Regions from separate parts of the Homo sapiens genome. Here region 2 is linked to region 1. The links are chromatin loops, found by intact Hi-C in ENCODE. Cell type or tissue: B cell. All regions are shown on one strand. Each heading gives the region's core, and the rest is flanking DNA. Links, peaks and the distances in the headings are about the cores only. Region 1 has its middle 57 kb from the start of LINC00941. Region 2 holds the start of DDX11 (DEAD/H-box helicase 11).

Evidence for each region. Hi-C counts contacts between places; a loop is a spot of excess contacts. Peaks named below come from ENCODE experiments on the same cell type or tissue, not always from the same donor. Only the 100,000 strongest peaks of a DNase experiment are listed, where the experiment ranks them.
Region 2: it touches region 1 in a loop (10-fold over the local background); 7 of 110 quality-filtered maps call a loop at or near these places.

Annotation. Positions count from the first base shown.
Region 1 is chr12:30,844,564-30,860,399 of GRCh38, reverse strand. No RefSeq gene overlaps it. Among named protein-coding and RNA genes, the nearest start is that of LINC00941, 57 kb to the right of the region's middle. RefSeq lists enhancers at 8,719-9,068, 11,517-12,061. In B cell, for the core only: CTCF peaks have their summits at 8,919 and 9,121 (motif pointing left); a DNase peak (open chromatin) is centred at 8,939; H3K4me3 peaks cover 1,102 bases; H3K27ac peaks cover 1,574 bases.
Region 2 is chr12:31,066,056-31,081,891 of GRCh38, reverse strand. It overlaps DDX11 (DEAD/H-box helicase 11), which reads right to left and starts at 8,032. Exons shown (of 27, transcript NM_030653.4): 1 at 7,801-8,032; 2 at 3,355-3,502. The coding sequence starts at 3,498. DDX11-AS1 (DDX11 antisense RNA 1) reads left to right here and starts at 8,045. Exons shown (of 3, transcript NR_038927.2): 1 at 8,045-8,697. RefSeq lists enhancers at 1,286-1,842, 6,788-7,317, 7,178-7,337, 7,868-7,977, 7,850-8,381 and a silencer at 15,283-15,577. In B cell, for the core only: no CTCF peak of the experiment used is centred there; DNase peaks (open chromatin) are centred at 7,761 and 8,041; H3K4me3 peaks cover 1,797 bases; H3K27ac peaks cover 1,255 bases.

The sequences.
Region 1 (15,836 bases), core at 4,898-12,897:
AGAATGAAGTTCTCACTTTTTTCAGAGATGTGATTTGTGATTCTCGGAATCAGCCAGGGTCCTAAGATGTCCTGGAGGCCGTCTCCATTTCTCTCAGCGAGCTAAGGTGTCTGAGTGGCACCAGTCCTCCACTCTTTCTGCGATCTTTGCCCGCCGCACGCCTTTCTCAAATCTTCCGGTTATTAAGCTCAGGGGTCCGGTGGCCCGCCCCTGTAACTCCAGAGGTTGCATTATTGGCTTCCATAAGTTTTCCATGCTTCTAGAAACATATCCACACATGTAAAACTTTTATCAAAAAAAAAAAAATGAAATAGTATGATGTATCTTTTTGCAACTTTGTTCTTTTCCCTCCTTAACCATACAACATAGAAAGTTTCCAAGTTAACGTATATAAAACTAGCTCACTTCTTTATAATAGCTGCATTCAATTACATAGGACAGGTATTGTGAAGTTTAATCATTTCCCTTCTGATGTTCATTCAGGCTGTTTCTAGGTGGTTTTTTTTTTTCCCTTAGCTACTCTTGCTGGGAGTGTAGTGTGCTTAAAACAGGGGCCTTGCGAGTGGATAGACCTCGGTCTGAATCTCAACTTAGCCACTTACTGTATGACCTTAGGGATGTTCTCTGAGGTCCCCCAGCCTCACTGCCTTCAGCTGCAAAGTGAAGGCAGCAAGCAGCTCACAGTGACACACGCAGTAAGGACTGAATGATGGACACCGAGTGTTTCTAAGAAAGGGTGTGACATACAGTGACTGTCCAATTAGTTCTAGCAGTAACTTGGGGTTTGGAAATCTTCATCTTGTCAGAATTCCCACTGCTGTAATTGAAGAATAGGACTCTTATAGGACTTGGGGCTCCCAGGAGGAAGTCATTGGCAAAATGCAGATCCAGCTGCTCCAAAGTCTACAATACCTGCAGACAAAGGCACGGCCTCCTCTGAAGGTAGAGCCTGGGGAAGTCCTTGGGCAGCCCTAGGAAGGAGGTGGACCTCCTGCCTCTGCTCTGCCAGCAACACACCTTGAGGGGTCCTGCTTATCCTAGGTGGGGTTGTGTTCAGAGAAGTGGAGGGAGGCTGCTTTGGTGAAGGGGTCTTATGCGAGGTCCTCATGCAAGGACCATCTCCTATTTGTAGAGACAATCTTTTTGTTTTCCAGATGCAGAAACCTCTCTGGTTTAGTCAGGCGCCCTACACTCTGACATGTGGCTGGCAGGCTGCAGCCACTGCCACCCCCTGTGTGAAGTGACGAGAACCACTGGCAGTCCTTAAGGGCTATGTGGTCATTTTCCTAGATGGCCTTGAGGCTCAGTGATTGTAACTCTCAAGTGCCTTGTCCTGTTAGCCTCCTCTGTTGAAGAACTTAGAGCATGTGGGGTCTGGCTGTCAGCCCCCTGACAGTTTGCTGCCCTCCAAGGCATGGCGTTCTTCATAACACACCTGCTTTCACAGGCTGGCTTCCCCATCCGCCATGATATTCACATGGTCTCTTGGTAGAGCCCTTTCATTCTAGGGTCCAGGGGCAAGGCGGGTAGTCCCAAAGTCCTCTTGCTGATTCTCTTTCTCCCAGGAGGCTCCAAGGCCATCAGACAAATGCACCCTCGGTGACCTCCTTTGATATCCCAGCAATCCTGAGTGTTTGCACAGATTGGGTCTCCTCCATCCGTTTGCACAGGCTTACCTATCCACTCAGAACTTTCCAGGTCAGTGCTTCAAATAGTGACCCACAGACTGGTTTCAGTCACTGACTAACAGTGAAACAAGAACTACAAGAACAGAGTGGTGAGTTTGCACAAAGCTAAGCGTACTCTATTTGTGGGGATGTTCTTTACCCTTTGGGATTCAGAGATTACTTTTTTCGGCATTAAAATATCTTTAAAAATGATGAGCATTTATTTATTATGTATTTAATTTCCTTTCTTTTTACAAATGGGAGATTAATTTTAAACAATATTTTAAATTAATTTCTGTGATTTTTCTGTTCAGGAACTTCGCCCATATTTCCACTGGATGTTAATGTTTTTCACATTGATTTGCAAGATATATTTTTAAAACATTAACTCCTCAATAGACACACGGGCCTACTTGAGGGTGAAGGGCGGAAAGAGGGTGAGGAACGAAAAAATGCCTATTGGATGTTATGCTGATTACCTGGGTGACAAAATTATCTGTGCAACAAACCCCAATGACACGCAATTTACCCATGTAACAAACCTGCATGTGCACCCCTTGAACCTAAAATAAAAGTTGGAAAGCAGAAAAATAAATAAATACAATTGAAAATAAAAACATTAATTTCTATAGAAAATATTTGCGAAAATATCAGTTTGTCACATGCCTCTTAATTTGATGTACCCTGCATGCTTTTTGATGTGCATTTAAATTTCATGCATTCACATTCAATTCTTTCTGCAATCTAGATAATAAAAACCGTGAAAATAAATTAACTCTATTCTACATCTTATCTCAACTTTGTATGACTTTTTTTTTTTCGGGTAAAAATATTTTTCCAGTTTATTTTTACAGTTTGACTTGCCAAGAGAAAAAAAGATTTCAGAGAATCAATATGGTTCTATTTCTTTTTTTTTTTAAAGTGAAAACAGTATGGTATTTATTTATTTATTTATTTATATTATTATTATACTTTAGGGTACATGTTTTAGGGTACATGTGCATAACGTGCAGGTTTGTTACACATGTATACATGTGCCATGTTGGTGTGCTGCACCTATTAACTCGTCATTTAGCATTAGGTATATCTCCTAATGCTACCTCTCCCCACTCCCCCCACCCCACAACAGTCCCCGGTGTGTGATGTTCCCCTTCCTGTGTCCATGTGTTCTCATTGTTCAACTCCCACCTATGAGTGAGAACATGCGGTGTTGGTTTTTTGTCCTTGCGATAGTTTGCTGAGAATGATGGTTTCCAGTTTCATCCATGTCCCTACAAAGGACATGAACTCATCATTTTTTATGGCTGCATAGTATTCCATGGTGTATATGTGCCACATTTTCTTAATTCAGTCTATCATTGTTGGACATTTAGGTTGGTTCCAAGACTTTGCTATTGTGAATAGTGCCGCAATAAACATACGTGTGCATGTGTCTTTATAGCAGCATGATTTATAATCCTTTGGGTATATATCCAGTAATGGGATGGCTGGGTCAAATGGGATTTCTAGTTCTAGATCCCTGAGGAATCGCCACACCGACTTCCACAATGGTTGAACTAGTTTACAGTCCCACCAACAGTGTAAAAGTGTTCCTATTTCTCCACATCCTCTCCAGCACCTGTTGTTTCCTGACTTTGTAATGATTGCCATTCTAACTGATGTGAGATGGTATCTCATTGTGATTTTGATTTGCATTTCTCCGATGGCCAGTGATGATGAGCATTTTTTCATGTGTTTTTTGTCTGCATAAATGTCTTCTTTTGAGAAGTGTCTCTTCACATCCTTTGCCCACTTTTTGATGGGGTTGTTTGTTTTTTTCTTATAAATTTGTTTGAGTTCATTTTAGATTCTGGATATTAGCCCTTGTCAGATGAGTAGGTTGCAAAAGTTTTCTCCCATTCTGTAGGTTGCCTGTTCACTCTGATGGTAGTTTCTTTTGCTGTGCAGAAGCTCTTTAGTTTAATTAGATCCAATTTGTCAATGTTGGCTTTTGTTGCCATTGCTTTTGGTGTTTTAGACATGAAGTGTATGACTTGTTTTTACTTAAAATTTAATGTTTTAAATTTACTGTCTCCCTCCATCCATTTGACTTGATGTCCTTATTTGGACGGATTACACTGTTGTAGGTGGTCTCTTTACCTTCCTGGCTCTCCTGGGTAGTGCTAGTCTCAATGGAATGGGCTCATCCGTCCTATTACACCTTGTGAAAGCTTGAGAGCTGTCATCAACACACCTGGCTGCTTTGTTGATTGTTCTGTAATCCATTTAAAACAAACAAAGAAACAAAAGTAATGTATTTTAAAATAACTTCCTTATTTTTCTAAAACCTTAGACTCTCCCTTTCTCAGCTTACATCCCAATGTCTTTTTTTTTTTTTTTTTGAGATGGAGTTTTGTTCTGTCGTCCAGGCTGGAGTGCAGGTGCGGCGGCATGATGATCTCGGCTCGCTGCAACCTCTGCCTCCTGGGTTCAAGCCATTCACCCACCTCAGCATCCAGAGTAGCTGAGACTACAGGTGCATGCCACAATGCCCTGTTAATTTTTGTATTTTTAGTAGAGATGGGGTTTCATCAGGTTAGCCAGGCTGGTCTTGAACTCCTGAGCTCGAGTGATCTGCCTGCCTGGGCCTCCCAAATTGTTGGGATTACAGGCACAAACCTCTGCCCCTGGCCCCAATGTCCTTCTTGATGGACTCACTAGCATAAAACTCCTTTGTTAGCTCACCGTTACAGGGTTCATTCTCAACAATTGCTATTATAATTTACACTTTTCAATAGTCGCTAATTCAATGTTATAACTTACAATTACAACAACTATTGTTACCATTTGACTCAGAGGGGTTCACAAGAGAAACAAAGATGGGGTGACCCTCTGGGGCCCAACCTTAATCTGATGGTAACCAAAAAATGGTGCCTTCTACACTGGCTTTGCTGCTGGGTAAATTCACTCTCAGCCACCCATTTGCTCTACTGTGTGAAATTGTTGCCTTAATTTTAGAGCATTTATTGTTTTCAGTGGGAATTAGGGGCTTCAAACAGGGCCAGAAATGGAAAGGGTAGTCATGGCAGGAATATGAATTGGGCACCATGGTAGTGTGGAGAGAGCACTGGGTGTTTGGACCCCAGGACTCTAATCCTGACAGTAATGTTTAATTATGGGACCTGGAGCAGGTGGCCAATTCTCTGTGCCTCATCTTTCTGCATCTGGAAAACAAATACATTGGTCTTTATATGGGGGTACCCACACAGGCCACCAAGGTGCAAAATGAAGATATTAGACTTTATATGGATAATTATGCTATCTTTAAAAAAATCTATCTGGATAGTGACTGGTTCCCTACATCAGGCAGTCATGGCACATAGATGTTACTGAGGGAAGGAGGGGGTTCATTATGCAAAAGTGTGGACAATGGCCTCCTGACTACTTTGTTAGCTTTCATATTGCAATGTTTTGCAGTTTGCTCATGCTCCATTAAAATGTATTATCTGGTTTGAACTAAACTAACCCTCATGAAATGGATGAGTGACTTAAAGATTCCTGCAAAGAACCACCATGGCACACATTTACCTAAGTAACAAACCTGCACATCCTGCACATGTATCCCAGAAATTAAAATAAAGATTTCTGCAAAGAAATGGGTAGGTTGAAGAGAACAGTAATTATACAAAGACAAGAAAACAGCAAGCGAATGTCAGAATCAACCCTCCTGTGCCTGGAATAATCTCTGAATCAGTGTCACTATTAGCTAAAAACAATGAAGACCTAATTGGATCCAACAAGAAGTTGTCTTAAAACCCCCAAATTCTCTTTTTATTTTTAATTTTTTAATTAAATTAATTTTTTTTGAGACTGAGTCTCACTCTGTAGTCCCAGCTGGAGTACAGTGGTGTGATCTCAGCTCACTGCAACCTCTGCCTCCCAGTTTCAAGAGATTCCCCTGCCTCAGCCTACTGAGTAGCTGGGATTACAGGCACCTTCCACCATGCCTGGCTAATTTTTTTTTTTTTTTTTTTTGTATTTTTAGTAGAGATGGGGTTTTGCCATGTTGGCCAGGCTGGTCTCGAACTCCTGACCTCAGGTGATCCACCAGCCTCGGCCTCCCAAAGTGCTGGGATTACAGGAGTGAGCCTGGCCCCCAATTCTCTTAAGATATGGATTTCTTCCTCTTACTAACAATACACTTTGTTCAGTGTGCACATTGTGCCTTTGCCAGTTATCTTTTTCAGCTCTGACAACCATTAAAAGCAAGCCTGAATATAAATGAAACTTTCGAAAAAAAAAAAGAAATTGAACTTTTGAATTGATGTATGAAAAGTCTGGTATTTGAGATATTTGAATTGATGTATCTCAAAGAATAATTCCAAGGTTTTTTAAAAAGGTGCAAATTCTACCACATTGCTCTCACTACAAATATGATTATGGATAATATTTTAATGAGAGCAGACATTTTTATGTAATTAATAACTAAAGGTGAATATGTTAAGAACTTTTTAGTTTTTATAGCATATTTTAAAAAGCATTTGTTTCATAGTGAATATATTAGTAAGTACATACATGTATTATATAGAAAGAAATACCTCCTCCGCTGTCTGGCTGTGTGACCTTGGGCTAGTCTAGCAGGGTCCAGAGGACTCAGTGAGAATGACAGAATCTGTACCTCGTGGGCTGGGCAGGGGTTCCAGGGGCGCTGGAAAGCGGGGTACTGTGGAGCCCTGCGGGACGCTGTGCCCCACGGGGTCTGTCTGGGTGTGGAGGCAGCTGTCCAGCCAGCGGAGGTGGACCCGGCCCGGAGCTCAGACAAGCATGTCGGTTCCCTGAGAATCCCTTGGCTAAAGGCTGCCCTTCCCAAGCCCGCCCTCTCCCTGCAACCCAGTTAAGCCATATCCAGGGGTCCTGGTGCCTTGCGACCCCACAGGGCCTCAGGAGTCTGGCGGTTTCCCACACCTTTGCACTCATGCACCTCATGGGTGGGCGACAGGTAGATCAGACCCTCCTAGGGCTCCAGCGCTCCTGGCCCTGCGGGGTCAGAAATAGGGCCTGTGTCTGCACCCTCCTCCCTCCTGGACCTTGCAGACAGCAGCGAGCCCCAGGCGCAGTTCTGCCCTTCTACCCGGGTCACGGGGATGCTGCCTGCAGCCCTGCCTCCTGGAGGGGCCCACTTACCACAGACAGAGGCAGGAAGGACATGTTTTCCCCTTTTTGGTTCCAGGGGTGATGTCAGGTCGAGAGGCGGCTGGTCTTGGCAGTGGGATGTATGACCTGCCGGCCTCTACTTGCACCCTTTACTGGACCCCACAACTGTTAGCCCTGGGCCCCCCTCACCCCTCCCCTGCAGCAGCCACAGCCTCCTGATTCTCTGACCCATTCTTCAAGACACAACCAGAAAGCCAATGTGATCAGATGAGACCTTCCCTTAAAGCCCTTCACAGACCACCTTATCACCCAAGTAAAGGCCCCCTGCCCCATCCAAAAAAAATATGTATATGTCTGTGTGTGTGAATATATGTATGTGTATATATGTCTGTATATGTATATGTATGTATATGTATGCATACATATACATACACATGTATGTGTATGTGTACGTATATGTATATGTATGTATACATGTACATACATATATACACACACATATATGAATAATGTGCTCTATACTTTTTACTGATTGAAATATCCAATCAAAGAAGGGTGACAACGTAGATTGGGTGGTTGTTGAGCAGTCTTTTGGTGGTGATAGTCTCCTTGGAATCTGTTTCAGAAACCAGGCACAGTTATAGGAGAAGCTTTTTGGAATATATTAAGATCAAACACTTAGTAATGATTTTTAAAAGATCAAGCATCGTTTATTGAGACCAACAAATAACTTTCACCTTTTTACTACTGTGGAACATAAAAATATTAACGGAGGATTTTTTTTCTATTTTAAATGTCCCTCACTGCTGAACTGCTCATAGATATTATGTTTTTAAGGGAGTAGTGGAATTAATCATTAAATGCAAATTTACTACTTATATTTCCCAGAAAGTATATCATGGGAATTACAAATAATCTCCATTTTCTAAAATTATCCTCAAATTTATAATGCTATCAGGATGTAAGGTGAGTTAAAGTACAATTGCATTTTTTTAAAGTTTTAAAAACTAAAACTGAATGTAGATAATTCCAAAATATTTTGAGAAGGCCTCCTCAGTGTTCCATGATTTTGACATGTGTGGTTATGTGGAGGCTCAGTGAACCCGCAGGGTAACACACTTCTATTTTTGGATGGAGGCATGCAGGGAGAAAGGATGAAAAGGACAACGCAGCTTTGATAGGAAGCCTGCTTTTGGGGAAGGGATGGTCCACTCAGGCTTCCTGGAGGGTGGGAGTTCTTCCTGCCCAACATTGCCCCTCGTTTTCCCAGAGGAGCTTAAAACCCCAGTGAAAAAGCCACAGTTCCTGGAAAGTGTTATGGATCTGATAGCATTACATTTTATAAGCTATTAATACCCAAATTCACCATGTCCAAAAATGAGTTCCTTAATGACTAAGCCCCCTATCCATCACTAAACCAGCTTTGTCTCTCTATCAAAGTAAATGGCCCTGATATGGCTCCAATGACTGGAGGAACATCAGGTCCTTGGTCTCATGCTGATTTAGATAAAATGACATGGACACATGCGGAGTGGTTTAAGGAGCGGATAATTTAATAGGCAAGAAAGAAGAAAGAAGAAAGAAAGAAGAGAACAGCTCCCCTGTACAGAGACAGAGGGAGGGCAGAAAAGTGGTCGGTTATATGGGAGGCTGGAGGAGGCAGTATCTGATTTGCATAGAGCTGTAGGGTCCAGCCCTACTGGGTCTGTGGGTTTTTCTCCTGGTGTGCGGAGATGAGAGGTCGTAGAAATAAAGACACAAGACAAAGAGATAGAAGAAAAGACAGCTGGGCCCGGGGGACCACTACCACCTAGATGTGGAGACTGGCAGTGGCCCCGAATGCCTGGTCGCGCTGTTATTTATTGTGTACAAGGCAAAGGGGCAGGGTAAGGAGTGTGAGTCATCTCCAGTGATTAATAAGGTCATGTGAGTCACGTGTCCACCGGACAGGGGGCCTTTCCCTTTTAGGTAGCCGAGCTGGAGAGAGGACAGCTTACGTCATTATTTCTTCTATGCTCTTCTCAGAAAGATCAAAGACTTTAATACTTTCACTAATTCTGCTATTGCTATCTAGAAGGCGGAGCCAGGTGTACAGAGCAGAACATGAAAGTGAAACAGGAGCGTGACCTCTGAAGCACAGCATCACAGCGAGACGTTTAGGTCTCCGGATGGCTGCGGGCGGGCCTGACTGATGTCAGGCCTTCCACAAGAGGTGGTGGAGCAGAGTCTTCTCTAACTCCACCGGGGAAAGGGAGACTCCCTTTCCCGATCTGCTAAGTAACGGGTGCCTTCCCAGGCACTAGCGTTACCACTAGACCAAGGAGCCCTCTAGTGGCCCTGTCCGGGTGTGACAGAGGGCTCACACTAGTCTTCTGGTCACTTCTCACCATGTCCCTTCAGCTCCTATCTCTGTATGTCCTGGTTTTTCCTAGGTTATAATTGTAGAACAAAGATTATTATAATATTAGAATAAAGAGTAATGCTATAAACTAATGATTAGTAATATTCATATATAATCATATCTATATTCTATGCCTAATATAACTATTCTTATTTTAAGTATTTTCTTTATTATACTGGAATAGCTTGTGCTTTTAGTCTCTTGCCTCGTCACCTGGGTGGCTTGCCGCCCACAGAGGGCCCAGGGGATTGGTTTGACCAGGTGTGTCATTCACGAAGCCCGTGAAAAACCCGGCCCTCCCACCTTATCCTTTTAATGTGCAAATGTGGGCCGCTCTGATGTCCTGAACACATGCAGTTACCTGGAGGTGGCCATGACACTTGGCATACCTGGTGACAAGAAGAAGGCACGAATCACCATATTGGGTGGACTCAGCTTCTAATGGCCTGCGTTTGCATATCAAAGCTTGCCAGCCTGGCCCTTTAATTTGCCTTTCTGTTAGAAAAGAAATGATTTGGCCAGGTGCGGTGGCTGATGCCTGTAATCCTAGCACTTTGGGAGGCTGAGGTAGGCGGATCACTTGAGGTCAGGAGTTTGAGATCAGCCTGGCTAACATGGTGAAACCCCATCTCTACTAAAAATACAAAAAAAAAAATTAGCCAGGCTTGGTGGCGGGCACCTATAATCCTAGCTACATGGGAGGCTGAGACAGGAGAATCACTTGAACCAGGGAGGCAGAGGTTACAGTGAGCCCAGATTGCACCATTGCACTCCAGCCTGGGCGACAGAGTGAGACTGTCTCAAAAAGAAAAGAAAAGGTCTGGGGTTGCTTTTATTAAAAGAAAAAGCCTTACCGAGAATTCCTTTTACCCTTTCTATCTGCCTAAAAATTATTTCTTAGTAACTCCTGTATCATTCCCCCGCTCAAGAGAAGCAAACCTAACTGCTGTCAGGGGGTGTTGGATGGCGATTCTTTCTGGCTACTTCCTGCTGAAAAGGGGTATTGTGTGGGGAACAGCAGTTGTGCCTTCTCCTGAGGTTTATCTAAGGGTTCTTGGAAGAATGGCGTGACCATGTGTAAAAAGTAAAGTAGAGGTTCCTCTTCAAAGACTTTCCGCCCCGTCTAATAAGAAATAAATAGTAACTTCTCTTAAAAGCAAAATTTATTCAAAGACCTGTGCTAACATTCTTAAATATCTGCTAGCCATAATAAAGAAATCAATGTAATTTATGTTCTTAGCTCCCACAATTTAGCCTAAATATTTGCCCTGGCATGCTTATACTGGTCCAAGCAAGCATTAGATCATAGTCTGTTCCTCTTCCTTATTTAAAAGTGTTTTTACCTTTCCCAGCATTCCACAAGTTACTTCCTCCTTCTTTTGTTCTCCTCTACCTTTGCCTCTTTTAAAAAGTTCTAAGTTGCTAGCCAATCGGGACAAATACAGAATGTGAGGTCCCATTCCAGCTATTGGAAACTGGACACAGCAGTAGGGTGGACGCGTCAGGTTATAAATGACCCTGTCTCCTTTGTTCAGTGTACTCTCCTGGCAAAACTGCTGGCGAGTGTACCCTTTCTGCAAGAAGTAAAAATGGCCTTACTAAATAAACTGATGCTCAAGTGCTATTTCTTTACAAGCATTTCAAACACGTGTGGCTTTGCTCGCAGCACCGTTTGGAGTTTGATTGCTTCCAGGTGAAAAGAGATAAATTTTATAAGAAAATTTAAAATATAGGGTTAGAATGTGAGTATTAAGATTACCACCGTGAGTGGGGGTCCTATAGACCCTGAGTTTCATACCTATTAGTTACACCATGGATTGCAATACCAGTATCTCGCTGTACATTACCAGAAACATTAATATAAAAGAAACATTTTCCTTGAGAAAACCATACATTTCCCCTTTGACTTGCCATTAGAGAATAACTTTAAGCTTAGGCCATTTTCCTAACTTGCAATATGCTTGGGAGAAATACATTAGTGGGTGGCTAAAATAACTTTAATGTTAATCTTGACAATTCCTTTCCTTTAATAATTTCATGACTTTCACAGACCCTCTTACAACATACTTAAACTTTCTGACTTGCCCTAAGCATTCATCCTTTAAACAACCAGTCATTTCCTTTTAGGACAAGTATTTACCAATGAAAATCTTTTCTTACATAAAATCTTCCTTTATAATCTTCTCTTTATAGCTTAGAGCACATTATATTACCAACCTTCAGAAAAAGTCCTATTAAACGTAATGATAGTAAAACTTTCATCCTTGCTTCTTATCCACAACTATTACTCCTGCTATAAGCGACACAATTTTGACTAAATCTTTCCTGCAACTATCAATCCTGTTATAAGGTTGATAATTAGGCAAAATATTACAGCAATTAGAATTTTACAACCAGAATTCCACATCTTGGGTGCTACAGTGTGTAGTTCTATTGTAAATAGTAGCGTGAGTATAACAGTTCTTACAAGAGTGGCATAGTGAATAATTTCCATTTAAAACTTTACTTACCAAGATATAACATTTCTCTTTGGGGAGCTACAAAGTTACAAATGCGATTCTATGAATAATTAAAATCTGCCTGCAAATATGCTTTAAAAAGAAGTTTTAATATTTGGTGGTGAACTTTGAGAGTAAAGGGTAGAAATAGCAAAAAGTATCTGGTGAGGCAGGAGTGGGACTGAGTAAGATGAGTAGCCCTCACTCAGTTACTTATCTTTTATGATTTTCAGCTTAAAATCTTCTCTTTCTGGCCCGGCGCGGTGGCTCGCGCCTGTAATCCCAGCACTTTGGGAGGCCAAGGCGGGCGGATCACGAGGTCAGGAGATCGAGACCATCCTGGCTAACACGGTGAAACCCCGTCTGTACTAAAAATACAAAAAAAAAAATTAGCCGGGCGTGGTGATGGGCGCCTGTGGTCCCAGGTACTCCGGAGGCTGAGGCAGGAGAATGGCGTGAACCGTGGGGCGGAGCCTGCAGTGAGCGGAGATCGCGCCACTGCACTCCAGCCTGGGCGACAGGGAGCCTCCGTCTCAAAAACAACAACAACAACAAGAACAACAACAACAACAACAAGAAAAAGAAAAAGATCTCTTTCTCCGCATTGATATTCAGGATATTTCTCTGGGCTGTTAGGGGCTGCTCCCTCAGCTCTTCAGGCTTTGACTTGAGTGTGATGTATTTAGAAGTCGATTCCTGTAACTTTTACTGCCGAGGGGGTTGAAAGAAGAACAGTGTAGGGCCCTTCCCAGCTTGGCTTAGGGAAGGAGACAGAGATGAGAGTTTGTACTAATACCAAATTTCCTGGGTTAAATAAAGGTGATCCTATTTTATTTCTGTAGGGGAATACTGATGTTTAATTTCTTTTTTGGAGCCTTCCTAGATTAGAAGGGCTTGAAGTGCATTAATGCCTTAAAGCTTCCTTGCCTCTGACTTAGCTTTGCCTGATTAGCCATTCTATTTCCTTTGGCTACCTTATCTGTTTCCTTTTGATGTCCCCTATAACGCATGACTGCTATTTTTTGTGGAAGAAAAACTGAGGATAATAACCTGCCAATTTCCTGGCAATATTTTATAGGAGATTCATTAGTGGTAAGAAAATGCCTTTCCTTTTGAATCGCAGCATGAGTATGGAGAGTTAAGAAAGCATACTTGGAGTTAGTATAAATGGCAGCTACCTTCCCCTTGCTTAATTTAAGTGCTCTTGTAAGAGCTATTAGCTCAGCTAATTCAGCACTTGTGCCTGGGGAGAGACGTTAAGAGTGACGACTGCTTATCCTGCCTTATGTACTTCTTGCTTTACCAGCTGTTTGTTAGCTAAGAGCTCCCCCTAGAGGACAGTAATCCTCACACATTATGTGAAGTGTAAACAGTTAAATTATTTCCTAGGGTTAACTTGGAGGCTTTTCTGACTAGTAGAGTTATTATGACTTGGAAGCATGTGTAAATAGGTCCTCCTAACTACAACTATGGTTGAGAAAAATATTGGATTAGAGTTTTTCCTGAGACACCCCTTACGGTCGTACTATGGGAAGAGGAGAGGCCTGGATTAGAGAGGAGAAAAGGGAGAGACTGGCTCTAATGTTTAGAAGGAGGTCTACTTTCCTTCCTTTAATTTCCAGAATTAGCCGGGGCTCCTGTGCTATAATGGCAGTTTGAGCCACTGAAGCCAGGGTTTGAGCCCCAGGACCCATCAGTCCTGCGGGACCATCTGTGAGACTGGTCCTGAACCCAGTGGCCTCCATCTCTGGGGGCAGTTCCATCTTCAGTGGTCTCTGCCACAGCCTGGACAGGGTTGAGGTGGCTTTGTCTTGCTTCCTGGGGGTTCCTTTTTAAAATGCCCTGGGCTGCCGCACCAATAGCAACTAGCGAATGCACCTTGGGGATCCTGGATTTTGCAAACCTGCAAAGCAGCTGCTAGAGCCTCTGTCCTTCTCTTGAGCTTTCTCTCTTTCTTTTGGGCCTCCTCCTGGTTCCTGTTACAAAAGACCAAAGTGGCTACCTTCAGGAGGTTCTCTAAGGTGCTATCTGGTCTTATAGCCTGCTTTTGTATTCCTTTTAATATCGGGAGCTGCCTGTGTAATAAACGTGTCCTTTAGAATGAGCTGTCCCTCGACTGAATCAGGGTATAAAGAGGTGTACTTTATTAGTGCCTCTCTTAGCCTTTCCGTAAAGGCTAGAGGATTCTCATCTGGCTTTTGGTTTATCCTAGACAGTTTAGCGTAATTGAGAGGTTTGGCCCTGGTCTTCCATAGGCCCTTTAATATACATCTTAAAATGTGCCTCCTTTTCCATTCATCTCTTGAGTTATTGGGGTCCCAATCGGGGTTGTTTACCAGAACTGCTTCCCTTCCTAGTGGGAAAGGAGTCTACACGATTTTTTCGCTTTCCCTATCTGCGTTCTTCCCTTTTGGTATATTATAGGAGATATATTGCTCATCCCCGAAATCTCTGCTGCTTGCAGAATTGCCTGCTTTTCAGCTGCTGTGAGGGTATGGTTTAGGAGCAGCATAACATCCCTCCATGTGAGGTGAAACACCTGAGTTAAATTTTGGAAAGCTTCTATATACCTATCAGTGTCGTTAGAAAATCGGCCTAAGTTTCGCTTTATTTGCTTAAGGTCTTGTAATGAGAAGGGAACTTGAAGGGGCCCAAAATAAGGGGGATCCTCAGATGGTTCCCCTGGAAGTTGCTTTTCTAATTTGGGGGAACTGTTCTCCCTGGGCCTGCCCGATGTGATTGCTAAAAGACCTGGGTTGATCTTAAAATGCTTGCACGGGTTTTGTAAAAACACCATGCCCTTGTGTAAAAGAAAATGAGTCACTTATTTCTTCAAAGTCCTGAGGTTAAGGAAGTTCCAGTGTTTCAGAGTGCACTCCAGCGGGTGCAAGCCAAAGATAATCTGTTTCCCATCTAGAAAAAGAAGCAAGAATAAAAGCGTCCTTTTAGTCTCCTCCCTTTCCGTATGACCCAGGGTGGAGGAGGAGACAGGGAGCATCCTCCCACTGTTTTCCCTCCCTGCTTCCCGGGTCCTGGCACCATGTTAAATATGCGACCCATGGCTGTAGGCGTGGTCCTCCAATCCATCCATGGTCCTCCATCCATGGAACTGGATGAACTAAGTGATGGGACTAACCACACTTTACCCATGCAGCTTCAGCTTATCCACCTTGTGTGATTCCCCTTTGACTTCCTAAATCTGTGTGATCCCCCTGGCTCCCCGAAAAATGGATCTAGGGAGAGACTGTGTCGCCTTAGGGCAAGGCTCCTTTAACGGAGGCAGTGTGCTAGATTGCCTGCTACTATGGCCCGTGCTAAAGCATTTACTCTTAGACAAATGGTTCCGGTTAACTTCTGGACTTAAAATCCCCTTACTAATTAAATATCATTTTAATCGGAGACAGAATAGTTTCCTTAAAAGAACATAGGAACTAAATGGCCATTTTTCTGCTGATGGGTCAATATCGTGACAAAATTTGGCTGCAGAAGACATCTTACTCCTAACTGCAAAAGGCAGAAATTTCCCTTTTACAGAAGTAGATCAGAGCCTAGCTTCCAGTAGAAAAGGCGCAAAAAGGAAAAGTTGGAAAGCTGTAATATACTGCAGAGAACCAGCAATGTGTCTTACGGAGAGGATTTTTTTCTTTTCCTTTTTTTCTTTTTTTTTTTTTTTGAGACGGAGTTTCGCTCTTGTTGCCCAGGCTGGTGTGCAATGGCGCCATCTCGGCTCACCGCAAACTCCGCCTCCCAGATTCAAGCGATTCTCCTGCCTCAGCCTCCTGAGTAGCTGGGATTACAGGCATGTGCCACCACGCTCGGCTAATTTTGTATTTTTAGTAGAGATGGGGTTTCTCCGTGTTGGTCAGGCTGGTCTCGAACTCCGTACCTCATGTGATCCGTCCGCCACGGCCTCCCAAAGTGCTGGGATTACAGGTGTGAGCCACCGTACCTGGCCAGAATTTCTATTTCCACTAGGTGGCGCTATTGTCTTAGGAATACCATGTCTTACCAGCGAATTAGTAGCAAGTAACCTCACCACGTGGTGGGGAGGTGGTGGTGTGGTGGGGGAGGTGGCATTGGGGGGATGGCGTGGAGGGGTGGGAATCTCTGTTCCTAGAAGATTGCAAGGACATTTTC
Region 2 (15,836 bases), core at 3,822-11,821, 220 kb before region 1:
TAAGGGTATGGTCAAAGTTATCTTTCAAAAACAACCGTGGTATACTCCGGCACAACAGCAAAAGAATAACTGAGGCCCACTGTTTTCTACATCGTGTAATAAGACCACAAAACTTTTAGACTGGAAAATGTTAAAAGGATTTATAACCAAAGGCTCACCTTCCTGGGGTATCATCAACAGTTACATGATTTATGCCAAGATAAGCAAATTCATTCACTCTGAACACCTGCTGGTTGCAGCAAGCATGGGGCTCAGAGCTGAGGACACAAAGGTGCAGAGCCCCTAGAAAATGCTCACAGGTTCACATGTAACATACAATTCGAGGGCATCATAGATCCCCGCAAAGCATGCATTCCAGGTTGGATGACTCCCGGAACTGCAGTATTACACAAGGCACAGCACACACCAAGTGGTAATGGTGACTCAACTTGATAGACCTGTATAAGGCTTAAAAGGTGACTATCAAGGATAAACAGCATCTGGGGCAGCTAAGGTGGGGCACCTGTGCATCCACGGCGGGGAAGGGCATGGTAGGCACAACAGGTAACACAAACCCCACTCAGGGTGTCCCACAGCATGGCTGCTTCTATGGGCTGCGGGACACCCAGGACAGGAGAAAACACTCTATTCAGGAGATGATTTAGAAGACAGAAGAATGTCAAAGGTAATAAAGCCACAGGGTACATTCACAGAGACTGCACACAAGAAGATGAAGCTATAGAACCAGAAACATCGACAATTAAAGGCTGAGCAGAGGAAGAAGACGCAGAAGCCTGGAGTGCAGAAGACTGAGATGGAAAGACCTGAGAGGGAGAAGATGGGTTGTCAGGCTAAACAAGGTGAAAGGGGTCAGGTACAGTGGCTCATGCCTGTAATCTCAGCACTATGGGAGGCCAAGGAGGGAGGATTGCTTGAGCCTAGGGGTTTAAGACCACCGGCCTGAGCAGCATAGTGAGATCTCATTTCTACAAATTAAAAAATTAGCTAGGTGTGATGGTGCACACCTGTAGTCCCAGCTGCTCAGGAGGCTGACGTGGGAAGATCACTTGTTGCCAGAAGGTTGAGGCTGCAGTAAACCATGATCTTAACACTGCACTCGGCCCTGGGCAACAGAGCAACACCCTGTCTCTAAAATTAAACAAGGCAGAATGAACATGCACTCATCTGTGTTCCAAAGCACACTAAAATTAACCAAAGTAATATGGAGGCTTACACCCACAAAAAGAAAGTGGAAGGAGTAATATGTTTTAGGAGAGAGGGAAAGAAGGCAGAGACATGGAAGTGATTTCGGCAGAGACACTCAAGCCCAAGTGTCCCCAGAGATCTCCCCCACTCATTCTCAGAAAGACTCAGGAAGTGGTAGGAACACAGCAGGCCACTGAAAACAAAGGGACGGGTTGAAATTCTTTTTAAGAACAATTAGATTCTCAGGTTGCAATCCCTGCTCCTGCTCCTTGCAGAAGACAGGAAGTGGGCTCTAAGTGGAAGCTGAGCTAGGAGAGCCCTGGAGGCAACCGGCAGATTGAGGAGGCAAGAGGGAGGGGGAGGAGGGCCAGGCTGAAAGCAGGCACTGAGGGGGACTCTCCACCTGGATCCCCTTCCCCAGACCACCTCCCGGAAGACCGGCTATTGGGCTTCAGCGTCTGTACCTGCTGGGCCAGGGCTCAGAGGCACCTGCTCTGGAGAGACTGAAGACTCTAGGGAAAATCCCACAGATGTGCTGGCAACTGGAGGCCCCCAACAAAGGAGCCCAGCCTGGCAGCCACAGCCAGTGCCCTGCAGACTCAGCCTTTCTGTGCCCTGTTCTTCAGCATACACAGGCAGTCCAGGGCTGCCAGACGTTTGAGGAAAGCCTCCAAACGGACGTATACCCTGATGTGGTGTGGGTGCGGCCGTCTGTCCCCATTAACACTCATGCTGAAATCTGTCAAGTCAGTCTGAGGAGCAACTAATTCAAATGACAGGGAAAGGATGGAGGATTCCAGGAGGGCTCCAAGGTAAAAATGGAATTGGTCACTGCTGTGGACTGAATTGTATCCCCACCAAAATGCATGTTAAAAAAATGTTTTTAAAGAACAAAAACAAAACAAAAGAAGCTGTGTATGGTGGTGTGCACCAGTAATCTTGGATCTTGCCAGCCACCAGGTACTTGGGAGGCTGAGAGGGGAGGATCGCTTGAGTTCGAGACCAGCCTGGGCCACATAGTGAGACTGCCCATCTTAACAAACAAACATATGTTGAAATCCTAACCCCGCCATGTGACTCTACTACAGATCTGGCCTTCAAGGGTAAAGGAGGTCATAACGGAGCAGCCATAAGGGAGCAGCCCTTGTCCTCATAAAAGAGAAAGAGACACCAAAGATTTGTTTTTCTCCTCCTCGTCTTTTCTTGCTCCACAGTAAGAACGCAGCCATCTGCAAGCCAGGAAGAGACCCCCTCCCCAGAACCAGAACCCTGCCAGAATCTGGATCTTCAACTTTCCAGCCTCCAGAATGGTGAGAAAATAAATTCCTGTTAAGTCACCCAGTCTATGGTATTTTACTATGGCAGTCCTGGCCGACTAAGACAGGAGTTATCTGTATGGAAAATCATATTGAGAGGCCACTGGATGATGTGGGAGGAACTGGCATAGGTATATTAAAAACTAAACTAACTTTAAAAGGGCAATTATTAACTAGAAAAAACAGAATATTAAGACATATTGTTCAAGACAAAATTATGTTCAAAACATAATCATAACACACTGGTTCACTCAGCAGAGACTAAAACTTAGAATTATATTTGAAGGATGGGGAACGGGAGGGAAAAGAGTTGGTAAGAAAGCCGTCTCATCTACCGTAATAGGTAGGCACCAATGACTTCAGCCTAATTTTTCTCAGACCACAGAGCTATGTTTAAGACTTTAGGCCGGGCACGGTGACTCATGCCTGTAATCCTAGCACTTTGGGAGGCCGAAGCGGGCGGATCACGAGGTCAGAAGACTGAGATCATCCTGGCTAACACGGTGAAACCCTGTCTCTATTAAAACTACAAAAAATTAGCCGGGCGTGGCGGCGGGCACCTGTAGTCCCAGCAACTCAAGAGGCTGAGGCAGGAGAATGGCGTGAACCCGGGAGGCGGAGCTTGCAGTGAGCCGAGATCGTCCCACTGCACTCTGGCCTGGGCGACACAGCGAGACTCCGTCTCAAAAAAAAAAAAAAAAGACTTTAATAGAGGAAGTGACTATTACTCAGATAAACAGAGACTACTCTGCCCAACTTCAAACTATGAAAATCTCTGGATAGGCAAACAGGAAAAGCTAGTACGGCTGCTGTTAAGTTGTCCTTTTCAGTATCTCTCACTGTTCATACTCACAGTGCCAGTTGGACTCTCAAATATCCCAATCTTGCCAGCCTCCAAAACCCGGTACAGCTCTGCCATGAAGTCTTCCTGGATGGAATAGGGTGTGAAGGGAAAAGGAAAATGGATGGCACCAACCTTCTGTGTTTCATTAGCCATGGACCTAGGAAAAATAAATACAACATTAGGGAGCTCTCTCATGGTCCAGGAAGAAGTGGCTTGAAATCTGGAGCATTATTTAAGAGCAGTCTCCACACTTATTACCAAATTTCTCCTTTTTTCTGGGAAGCAGAGACCATGTTCTCTCCATCCTTCGCAGCAGGTCCACGTGAGGCCATACCAGAATCACGCACTCCATCTAGCGGCATTTAACGGCTGTAGCAGAATGCAGACCAGGAAAGCCCCTAAACCCAATCTCCCCTGCATTTCACCGTGGCTCCGATACCTTTCTAATGCCTCTACAAAAGGCTTAGAGCTCTCTTCTCACAGACCAGCACCCCTAAGATCAAGGGTGTTGCTTATAATGACTTTTGCAGCTTTCTTCTCCCACGTCTCTGCAATGCACATTCACAAGCCGAAGCTACTTCACTTTATCCCGTTGTGAAGTCCTGGAAAATCATGACGCACAGGCAGAGGACCATAAGCACAGCTTGTTGTTTGGATAGCGCAAGTTAACATACACGTCCCTATCTTTTTTTTTTTTTTTTTCGAGACAGAGTCTCACTCTGTCGCCCAGGCTGGAGTGCAGTGGCGCAATCTCGGCTCACTGCACGCTCCGCCTCCCGGGTTCACACCATTCTCCTGCCTCAGCCTCCCGAGTAGCTGGGACTACAGGTGCCCGCCACCACGCCCAGCTAATTTTTTTTTTTGGTAGAGACGGGGTTTCACCGTGTTAGCCAGGATGGTCTCGATCTCCTGACCTCGTGATCCGCCCGCCTTGGCCTCCCGAAGTGCTGGGATTACAGGCGTGAGCCACCGCACCCGGCCTACACGTCCTTATCTTACAAGTATCTTTAGTTTGCTTCTTAGTTCATCCTGGCCTCCATTTCCAGCACCGAACAGAGCCACCACCTACTAACTTTTCTGGCCTCTAGACCTATGAGCTTTCTGTTTGGTTCCAGACAGGAGAGCTCTCTTCACAGCCACGGGGCTCTGGCTGGAACAGCTTCCCAGTACTGAGACCAGGCATTTCTCTTTCCTTGCTAGGCTAAGGTCTAAGAAAAACTCTGCTCCACGTTGACGTCATCTTTTTTTTTCTCCTCTCCTGAACCTAATTATCTCTGAGACAGTGATTCAAGGAAGAAAGGAGAAGTAAACGCTATCTGGAGGCCTGACTCTTCCATCCTGGTTCCCACACCTCTCTCTTTGGAACTCACTTCTCCAAGCTCTTTGCCAGGTCTGTCTCTTCTAAGCACAAATGTTAGTAAGTCCCAAACCCATTTTACTAATATTAGTAGATCGAGAGCCCATCTTTATAACTTTGGCCTCAATAAGACTAGTGATAGTGTCACTCTATTTACGAGGGGAAAGGTAGTTGCCACGATGCTCTTCGGTTTAGGGGCAATTAAAATGACTACAGATTGGTGGCAGTTTATGGATTTGCACAAGAAGAGAGAACTCACAGAACTAGCATTATTTTACCCTCTGTCTTCACAGAGGTATATTTGGCTGTTTTGTTAGACATTCTGGGGACAAGAAAAAATGAAAAAAGAAAAACATGACTACAGAGGTAGAGGAATTATTACAAGAAGGGTAATCAAAAAACATGATTTACAATTCAATCCTGAGAGAGGGGTATGTACTGAAAAAGCTTTAACACATGAAGGAAAGGGGAAGAAAGGTACCTAACAAATTTTTGAGTACCTCCTATGTGTTAAACACTCTACAGTGGTCTTTTGCTTTTATTATCTCATTTAATCTGTACAACACTATAAGGATACAGCTACTGGATACTGATGCTTACAGAAATTAAATAATTGCTCAAAGTCACAGCTAAAAAGTGGAAAACCAGGGATTCGAATCCAGGTCCAAATGACTCTGCTTTAGTGAAGCTCATCCGGTTGCAAGAGATATCCAGCATAAGTGAAGGGAGGTTCACTGAAGGGAGGTTCACAAACTGAGAGTAAGAATTGAAACTATCTGGGAAAGCCAAAAACAGAGGCAGACTACAAGCTGCAAGGCAGCTCGGACTTCAAGACAGCTCCAGGAACGTCACCAGCAAACACACACCCACGGGGTTCACTCTCCTGCTCAGCCAGGTGCCGGATACAGCCACAATCTCACTCCCTCAGCGCACTCGGTTTCTGCTTATCCCAAACTTTCGCTTACACGTGGCCTCATCAGCCCCTGGACCTTTCAGCTTCAGCTCCCACTGCCAAGTAAAAAGTCTTCATGTCTCCTCGTTCTGAATCCCAAGACAAAAAGCTGACCAGCAGCTCCTCTCAAGACAGAGCACTGGTCAGCCTGAGACTGGTCAGGCTCCCAGCCTCATCTACTCAGCTCGGGCCTTGCACTTGCTGCTCCCCTTGGCCTGGAGAAGGAGTCCTCCTCAATATCCAGGCTTTGGCTCACCTCCTCAGAGAAGCCTCTCCGGCTGTCTGGCCGCTGGACAGTGGTCAAACACCACCCCCACTCCTCACCCCCTAGCTTGCTCTAAGTCACTTTTAAAAAATCACATTACTCTGTATTTAATTTATTCATAGCTCTTAGCACCATCTGAACCTATTTATTCTTCCTCACTGGAATATACGTTCCATAAATAGAGGAACCTTGTCTGTCTTGCTCTTCTCTGGCTCCAGGACTCAGAACTAGGTGCTTCGACACCTCATAGGCATTCAACAAAAATCTGATGAACGAATGAGTAGCCAGCCAGACATCGGGGCTGTAAGTGAAGGTTTCTCTTCCGAGGCTGGGTAACGGAGGTCCCATGACTTGAATACCTATTAGTTAAATGGCCAGTTCTTTAATGGTTTCAAACCGTTTTCAGATAACCCCACAAAAACCCTGTGTGGTATTTTTATAAGCTCTATTTTATAGAGAAAGAAACTGAGACTCAGTAAACTTATATGACTTGCCCAAGGTCACTCAGCAAGTGCTTGAACTCAGGATTTGAACCACATCTGCCAGACCCCCAAGCCACCTGAAACTTTCTATCTCCTCACTTTTCCTCCCACCAGGATAAGTGGGATAAAAAAGACAGACTTGGTTACCAAACTCTAGAATGACAACACTAAACAATACAGAAGAAACGTAAGTATTATTTCACTTCCCCATCAGTGGTAATTATGGATCTCATTATTCCAGAAGCAGCACAGGCTAAATCATAGAGGTTTAGATAAATCTGAGTATAACGGATTCACTAAGCCCTATTAAAAACATTTGCAGTGACTTGTTCAGCCCTCTTCAGGTTGGCTGTGTGGAGGACAACCATCACCTCCCAGTGCCAAGGCACACACCAGGACAGCAAAGCTCACGCTCATAAAACGAGGTTAGAGTTGTGAAAGCACTTCAGGAACATATTAGTTCTTAACGTGTTCATTTTCTTCAGTCCCCAATTATCACTCATTACTGAGTACAGACTATTGTTGTGGGCTCAGTTGTGTCCTCCCCACATTGATCTTGGACATCCCAAGCCTCTGGGACTGTGAGAAAACACATTTCTGTGTCTAAGCCACCCAGTTTATGGTATTTTGTCATGGCAGCCGGGGCTGACCAAGACAACTATGTGGCAGGTACTATCTACCGTATGGCCCTAAAATGTTTTAACTTCACACACCTGGAAAGCACCACAGCCCCAAGAAAAAAGCTTTTCCGCACTGCTGTTAAGCCAGGGCCACACACTGCAGTACTGCGGTGCTCCACCAGCTGGAGGATGGCCTGGCCCATAATACCCGCATTCCCACCTTGCTCTGGCCCTGTGTCCCCTCCAACGTGCATCCTGAGCTCGCACCCTGTGTGGAACCCAAACAGCTGCTTATCAGCATTTAAGTCCATTTTTATGACACTTCCGTCAACAATCTGGTCAAGTGCACTCATTCCTGGCCTCCGTACTGTACCCTGCTCCGCCTCGATTCCCGCCCTGGGGGAAGCTAGACTCATGCAGCTAACTTTATCGGCTCTGGGCTCTGATTGCCAAGTTTAGGATCCCAGCTGTATCCTTGCTAAAGTTAGCATCGCTGGGGCTCAGTTTCCGTAAGAGACAGGTGGGTTACAAGCGCTCACTCACTGTTGCAGTGTCTTATCTACGTAAGATAATCCATGAAAAGCTCAACACAGCTGGGCCAAATCTAAGACCCAGACACGCGGCTGCTGTTAATGCCCACTTCTGCGCACCGCCCAGTTCCACCGCAGGCACAACCTTCCTAGGCCTACCCGTCCCCACACAGGGGTTCCCGCTTGTCAATCACGCTGGCCCGGCCCTCCACTTCCGGAATGTTTTCCCGCTCCGGACGGGCCACCCACCTTTGCAAATAGGGGTCCGGCGCCGGAACAGACGCCCAGTTTGCGATTTCACCAGTCTGCCCTTCCTCGTCCCGCTGCTCCTCGTCCTAAGGAGCTCTGCTGCCACACAGCACTGCGCTCACCTTCTTCGCCGGCAGAATTGCTACGCTGAAAGCCAGGCCCCGGGAATCAGGGCAAACGCCACTGAGTTAGAAACTGGCGGGTCCCCTCAGTGAAAGGCAGCCGGAACAACCCCCGCCGCTGCGCATGCGCACTCCGGGACGCGCGCGAACACGCAGCAGCGAGAATCTACAGGGGCGTGGTTTGCGCACGCGGGAACTGGGATCTCAACCCCAGGGCTAGGTGCCTCCTCCCGCTGCTTTCCGCCAGCTGCGGGGTGTGAGATTAATCCCCGCCGATTAGCGCCAGGTGTACTAAGCGCTGGATGGTTCCCTGACCAGATGAAACATCAGCCGATGTTCTAATGCCGGTCCCCTGGGCGCTGTCCCCGAGAGGGAAAACCTGTTTTCTGACCCCGGCTCTAGTCGGCCTCTGGAGGTCTGCAGCTGGGTTATTTTACCTTTGAAACGGACGACACCTGCCCCGTGCACCCCAGCGGCTCCTCCACACGGAGAGATGGTGTCAGTCAAAGGCCGTCTAGATGACGAGTTTATGAAATTGTTCCTGGCCCGTGCCGGGCACGACCTTGCAGAGAGCCCAGAAGATGAAACCCCAGCCCTGCCAGGAGCTCACCTGCTAATTAGGAGGACAACGAATCACCTCACCTCCCTAGACTTTGCTTCTCCTTTATTCAGTGAGGGATTGGACTAGCTGGTCCTTGAGGACTTTTCAGAAAGTCTGGTTCTGGGAGATGACCAATGGGATCATCTTATGCTATGAGCTTTCCTGGAATGACAGGTAATTGGTGCGCCTTCCCAGCAGGGTCAGGGAGAGTTGCTGGGACTTGAAGGAAAGGCTTTTGGGGAGAGGAGCCAGTGTTACAAACTATCGAAAAGCTTGGAGGTGGGAAATTTACAAAAGGTGATTCCAGGGTCAGCTTTTTTGTCACCTGCTTCCGACTTCGGCAGTTTGGAGAGGGCGAGTAAGTAATACCCTTCAGGGTCTTGGGATGTGGCCCAGCAAAATCCTTAGAGGGACTTTGAAGTCTTAGTTTTAAGTTTAGAATTAATGGGCAGAGTACTTAAATAGCCATTTCTCCAAAGATGTATACAAATGGCCCACAGGCCCATAAAAATGTTGCATTCCACCCTATAACATGTTTTTGCATAAAAAAGTTTTAAAATAACTGTTGTCTGGTAAATTGACACCTCTGGAATAGAATGTATGCTAGGTTTTTTACCCTACTGCTTCAAACCCCATCCTACACACACACTCCTAGGGTGTGCATCATCCAGTTTAAGAAGCACCCTTGGAGAAACAAAGTTGATAGTGTGTCCAGAATTGATGGGTTCTTGGTCTCACTAACGCAAGACTGAAGCTGCAGACCCTCGCGGTGTTAGTTTTTAAAGGCGGTGTGTCTGGAGTTTGTTCCCTCAGATGTTCCGATGGGTTTGGAGTTTTTTCCTTCTGGTGGGTTTGTGGTCTTGCTGGCTCAGGAGTGAAGCTGCAGACCTTCGCCTGAGTGTTACAGCTTTTAAGACGGCATGTACTGGAGTTGCTAGTTCACCCCGGTGGGTTCGTGTATCTCACTAGCTTCAGGAGTGAAGCTGCAGACATTTGCAGTGAGTGTTACAGCTCATAAAGGCAGTGCAGACCTAAAAAACAAAAAGAACAAAGCTTCCATACTGTGGTAAGAAAATCCTAGTGAGTTACTGCTGCTGTCTTAGGGCAGCCTGTGTTTATTCTCTTCTCTGGCCCCACCCACATCCTGCTGATTGGTCCATTTTAGAGAGAGCTGATTGGTCTGTTTTACAGAGAGCTGATTGAGCCGTTTTGACAGGGTGCTGATTGGTGCGTTTATAATCCCTGAGCTAGACACAAAAGTTCTCCAGGTCACCACTAGATTAGCGAGATACACAGTGTCGATTGGTGTATTTACAAACCGTGAGCTAGACACAGAGTGCTGATTGGTGCATTTACAAACTTTGAGCTAGATACAGAGTGCCGATTGGTGCATTCACAATCCCTTAGCTAGACAAAGGTTCTCCAAGTCCCCACCAGATTAACTAGATACACAGTGCCGATTGGTTCATTCACAAACCCTGAGCTAGACACAGGGTGCTGATTGGTGTGTTTGCAAACCTTGAGCTAGATACAGAGTGCCCATTGGTGTATTTACAATCCCTTAGCTAGACATAAAGGTTCTCCAAGTCCCCACTAGACTTAGGAACTCAGCTGGCTTCACCAAGTGGATGCGGCAGCGGGCAGCAGGTGGAGCTGCCTGCCAATCCCGCGCTGTGCACCGGCACTCCTCAGCCCTTTGGGGGTTGATGGGACTGGGCACCGCGGATTAGGGGGCGGCGCTCGTCGGGGAGGCTCCGGCCGCGTAGGAGCCCATGGCTGGGGCGCCGGCAGGCGGCTCAGTCATGGCGGGCTGCTCAGTCATGGTGGGCTGCAGGTCCCGAGCCCTGCCCCGCGGGGAGGCAGCTAAGGCCCGGCGAGAAATGGAGCACGGCAGCTGCTGGCCCAGGTACTAAACCCCTCACTGCCCGGGGCTGGCGGGCCGGCTGCTCCGATTGCGGGGCCCGCCGAGCCCACGCCCACCGGGAACTCGCGCTGGCCCGCAAGCGCCGAGCGCAGCCCCGGTTCCCGCCTGCGCCTCTCCCTCCACACCTCCCTGCAAGCTGAGGGAGCTGGCTCCGGCCTTGGCCAGCCCAGAAAGGGGCTCCTACAGTGCAGCTGCGGGCTGAGGGGCTCCTCAAGCGCGGCCAGAGTGGGTGCCAAGGCCGAGGAGGCGCCAAGAGCGAGCCAGGGCTGCGAGGGCTGCCAGCAGGCTGTCACCTCTCAATAGGACGTGAAGGTCGGTCGGGGTCTGGTTGTAGAAGGCTTTAAACAACAAGCTAATAAATTTATACTTCACACTGTAGACAAGTTGCAAGTCACTGAAACATTTTTAAACAGAGGAGTGGATTTGCAAATGCAGTGTCTTGGAAATATTAAGCTGGAAGCAGTGTGAAGGATGGTTTGGTGGGGAGAGACCAGAAGCAAGCAGCCAAGTTGGGTTGTGCAGTAAACCAGGCAGTGCAGTAGAGGCTTGGACCTCAAGAGTGACAATAGACATGGAGAGGACAAAGGCCGTACCCACCAGGCTGTAAATCTGCATTGTGTCCCTCCATCCTCCCCTCGCTTCTGCCCTGGAGGCTTATATTTAGAGAGCTGTACTCCTAACGTGAGGCCCTGGGCTTTGTCTCAAAGGTAAAGGCAAAAGTTCCTTATGTGGACTACCTCTGCATTTGTTATTAAACAGCCTTAGATGATGCCATTAATTGAATGAACTCAGAGGCCTTCTTGATAAACTCTCAAAACTCAGGGCTTAGGAAGAAAAGTGCTTGTACTAATGTAGAAATATTTTCTATAACCGGACAGTGAGAGCTGTAGAAACCCATTATGCATTCTTCTTTGCCTTCACTGCTAGTGATCTCAGGGCTAAATATTGCACATTGTTTTAGTTTTCTTTGGCAAGCATTTTTTAATTTTGTTGTTGTTGTTCTCATTCCTTCTTGCTAATTTTAAGTGCATGTTCTAATAAAGTCTGACTGCCTGGTGGGCAGATCACGAGGTCTGGAGATCGAGACCATCCTGGCTAACATGGTGAAACCCCGTCTCTACTAAAAATACAAAAAAAAAAAAAATTAGCCGGGCGTGGTGGTGGGCGCCTGTAGTCCCAGCTACTTGGGAGGCTGAGGCAGGAGAATGGCGTGAACCTGGGAGGCGGAGCTTGCAGTGAGCCGAGATCACGGCACTGCACTCCAGCCTGGGTGACAGAGCGAGACTCCGTCTCAAAAAAAAAAAAACAAAAAAAAACAGTCTGACTGCCTGGATCCAGATATTCCCCACTCCACCATTCAACTGGCTGGATGACCTTGGCCTATGACTTAAGCCTTCTGAGTCTCTGCTTTTCTCACGAATAAAATAAAGATAATAATAGGACCTATGTTCTAGAATTCTTATGAGATAAATGAGATAATCCTGGTAACATAAAGGGCTTAACATCTTACTTGTCATTGTGGAAGCTTAACAAATGGTAGCTATTACTGATATGAATTGGGTTTGGTTTCAGCGTTCCTCTGCTTTTATTATAAATTTCCTTAGATCCTCTTCTAGAAGGAGAGCATGTAGGAGGTACAAGTTTGTTTTCAACAAGCAATTCTCTTGGGAACTAAGAGTGAGAACTGAGTCACTTCTGCCATAAGGGCAGCAAGCCTTTCATGAGGGATGTACCCCCATGGTCCAAACATTGCCCACCAGACGCCACCTCCAACACTGGAAATCAGATTTCAACATGAGACTTAGGCCAAACAAACCACATCCAAACTGGAACACCTAGGTAGTGGGAAAGGCTCATGAAATGTGCCTGTGCTATAAGAGAAAACATTATCAGAGACTAGATTGTTCTGTCCCCAAAACCCTATATGCCTCACTCTGGAACAGCGCAAGATGCACCCTAATAATATTTACTTCTCTGAACCCCAGTTTCTTGGATTATTATGTCTATCTTGATATATTACTTTAGCTCATTAAGCCACACCGTAGTGGGGGTGGGACATGGTGTTTCTTCACATAATAGGTTGATGTACTTAGTCAAACTAAATTTTCAGTGGTGTTTGAAAATGGGGGGACTAGAACTCAGGAAGGTGGTAAAAGCTGGATATATGGATTTGATCACCCCTGGGAAACAACAACAACAACAAAAAACATCTAAACTAAAGCTGTGGAGGTAGTAAGATTACTGAAAGGAAAAGTTTCCAAAAGGAAGGAGGTATCCACATATAAAAGAATGAAGTAGGATCCTTGTCTTATACAATATATCCAAATTAACTTAAGATGGATTTTCTAAAGTTAAAATGAAGTTAAAATTAAAAATTAAAGTTAAAAGCTATAAAACTATAAAACTGGTAGAAGAAAACAGAGGGGAAAAGCTTTATGACATTGCATTTGGCAATGATTCCTTGGCTATGACACCAAAAAGCACAGGCAACAAAAAAAATTGGTGATGAGTTGAGGGATTTGTAAAATAACATAAAAATAGATGAATTGGACAACAACAAAAGTTACAACTTCTGTGCATTGAAGGGCAGGATCAACAGAGTGAAAAGGCAACCTACAGAATGGGAGCAAGTATTTGTAAATCATCTATCTGATAAGGGGTTAATAACCAGAATATATAAAGAACTTCTATATCTCAGCAACATGAAAACAATCTGATTAAAAAAATTGGCAAAATACTTAAATAGATATTTCTCCGTAAAAGATGTGCAAATGGCCCACAGGCACATGAAAAGATGCTCGACATCCCAGTCACTGGGAAAATGCAACTCAAAGCCACGATGAGGTACCACTGCAATCCATGGGGATGGCTACTATTACACACACACACACACACACACACACAGCCAGGCACAGTGGCTTATGCTTGCAATTCCAGCACTTTGGGAAGCTGAAGCGAGAGGATAACTTGAGGGCAGGTGTTCAAGACCATCCTGTGTAACATAGTGAGACCAGATCTCTGCAAAAAATTTAAAAAAATATTAGGGGGGAATCGTGGCACACACCTGTAGTCCCAGCTACCCAAAAGGCTGAGGTAGGAGGATTGTGTGAGCCCGGGAGTTCAAGGCTGTAGTGAGCTATAATTGCACCACTGCACTCCAGCCTGGGTGACAGAGCAAGACCCTGTCTCAAAAAAAAAGAAGAAAGAAAAAACCTCAACCCAAAAGGAGCAAAACAAAAAATAAATGATGGCAAGGATATAGAGAAATTAGAACTTTTGTACATGGCTGGTGGGAATGTAAAATGGGGTAGTCACTATGGAAAAAAATTAAAAATAGAATTACCATATGATCCAACAATTTCACATCTGGGTTTGTAAACAACAGAAGTAAAAGCAGTGTCTTGACATTTTTGCACACCTGTGTTTATAACAACATTATTTGCAACAGCCAAAAGGTAGAAGCAACCCAAGTGTCTATTGACAGATAAGTGCATAAAGTGTGGTATATACATACAATGGAATATGATTCAGTCTTGGAAGGAAGTTCTGACACATGCTACGACATGGATGAGCCCTGAGGCTATTATTTGTATTAGGGTTCTCCAGAGAAACAACCAGCAGGGTGTGTGTGTGTGTGTGTGTGTGTGTGTGTGTGTCTACACAGAGCGAAAAAGAGGCTTAAAGAATTAGCTCATGCAGTTGTGGAGGACTGGTGAGTGAAAATCTGATTGTATTGGCTGGCAGGCTGGAGACCTAGGGAAGAGTTATGGTTCAAGGCCAAAGGCAGTCTGCTGGCACAACTCCTTGTTCAGGGGAAGTCAGTCTTTGTTCTAGTAAGGTCTTCACCTAATTGGATGAGGTCCACCCACATTACGGAGGGTAATCTGCTTTACTTAGAGTCCATTGATTTAAATGTTAATCTCATCCAAAAAACACCTTCACAGAAACACCCAGAATAATGTTGGCCAAATGTATGGGTACGGTGGCTCAGCCAAGTTGACACATAAAATTAACCATCACATTATACTCAGTGAAAAAGCCAGTCAAAAGACAAATACTGTATTATTCTACTTACATGAGGTTGTTAGAGTAGTCAGATTCATAGAGACAGAAAGTAGAAGAGTGATTGTCAGGGGCTGGGGGAAGGGCAAATAGGGAGTTGTTTTACGGGTGTAAGAATTTCAGTTTTGCAAGAGGAAAAGTTCTGGAGACTGGTCGCACAACAATGCCAGTATGTTCAACATGAATGAAGTGTACATTTGAACAGGGTTAAGGTACATTTGATTATGTATATTTTATTAAAAGTTTTTGAAAAAAAATGAGGAACAGAGAATGACCTTTAGGAAATATCCACATTTGAAGATGGGAAAGGAAGATGAGAGAATGATGAATCAGTGAAATAGAAGGCAGTTTACAGCTATCTGAGCCAAAGGACAAAATGATCAACACTGAAATATAGTACAGTCAAGGTGAACACTAATTAGAAAAAAGTCTCCTGGGTGTGATCATTCAAAGGGCAACTGCACTGAGTTGAGTGTTAATACATTAGTTTGAACAAAACCACTTTGCACGGTGAAGATGACTCTAGGTGATGCGGTTAAAGGAGGAAACCTGGAGGGGCGGAGAGAAACAGGAGAGGAATGGACTTGAGGGTGGAAGGAAAGGAGACCATGCAAAGGAAGACCCTGGAGATACAGATAAAGTGAGAGGGCCACTTTTGCCTCTGCCTTTGACATTTCCTCCTGCCGGGTAGCCTGACTTGGTCAAGATTCTAAAAGTTACGAGATAAGGGGCCCCATAAATCAGACTAAGCTGGGGCAGCTGCCCTAAGAATGTGCAGCTAGGGACTGGTGGCAAGAAACAGACCATGGCAGGTTTGGAGAGATCCTCAAGGAGTCCAAGCCTGAAGTAAATTGCAGTGGAAGCCAAAATGTCAAAGACAAAGTACAAAGCTAGGCTGAAGACCAAGTGGACAAATGCCAATGCACAGTCACGGGCTGCATAACGATATTTCAGCCAACAACAGACTGCATATAGGAAGGTGGTTCCATAGATTATAACAGAGCTGAGCAATTTCTGTGACCTAGTGGCATAGTAACTATCATAACATGGTAGCACAACGCATGACTCACATGTTTGTGGTGGTCCTGGTATAAGCAAACCTGAGTTGCCAGTGTATAAGAGTATAGCTTGGAGAGTTACATACAGTACACAATACTTGATAATGATCATAAATGACTGTTACTGGTTTATGTGTTTACAATACTTTTATTATTATTTTAGAGTGTACTCTTTCTAGTTTTGTTCTGTTTTTGAGACAGAGTCTCGCTCTGTTGCCTAGGCTGGACTGCAGCGGCATAATCATAGCTCACTAAAGTGTTGAACTGGG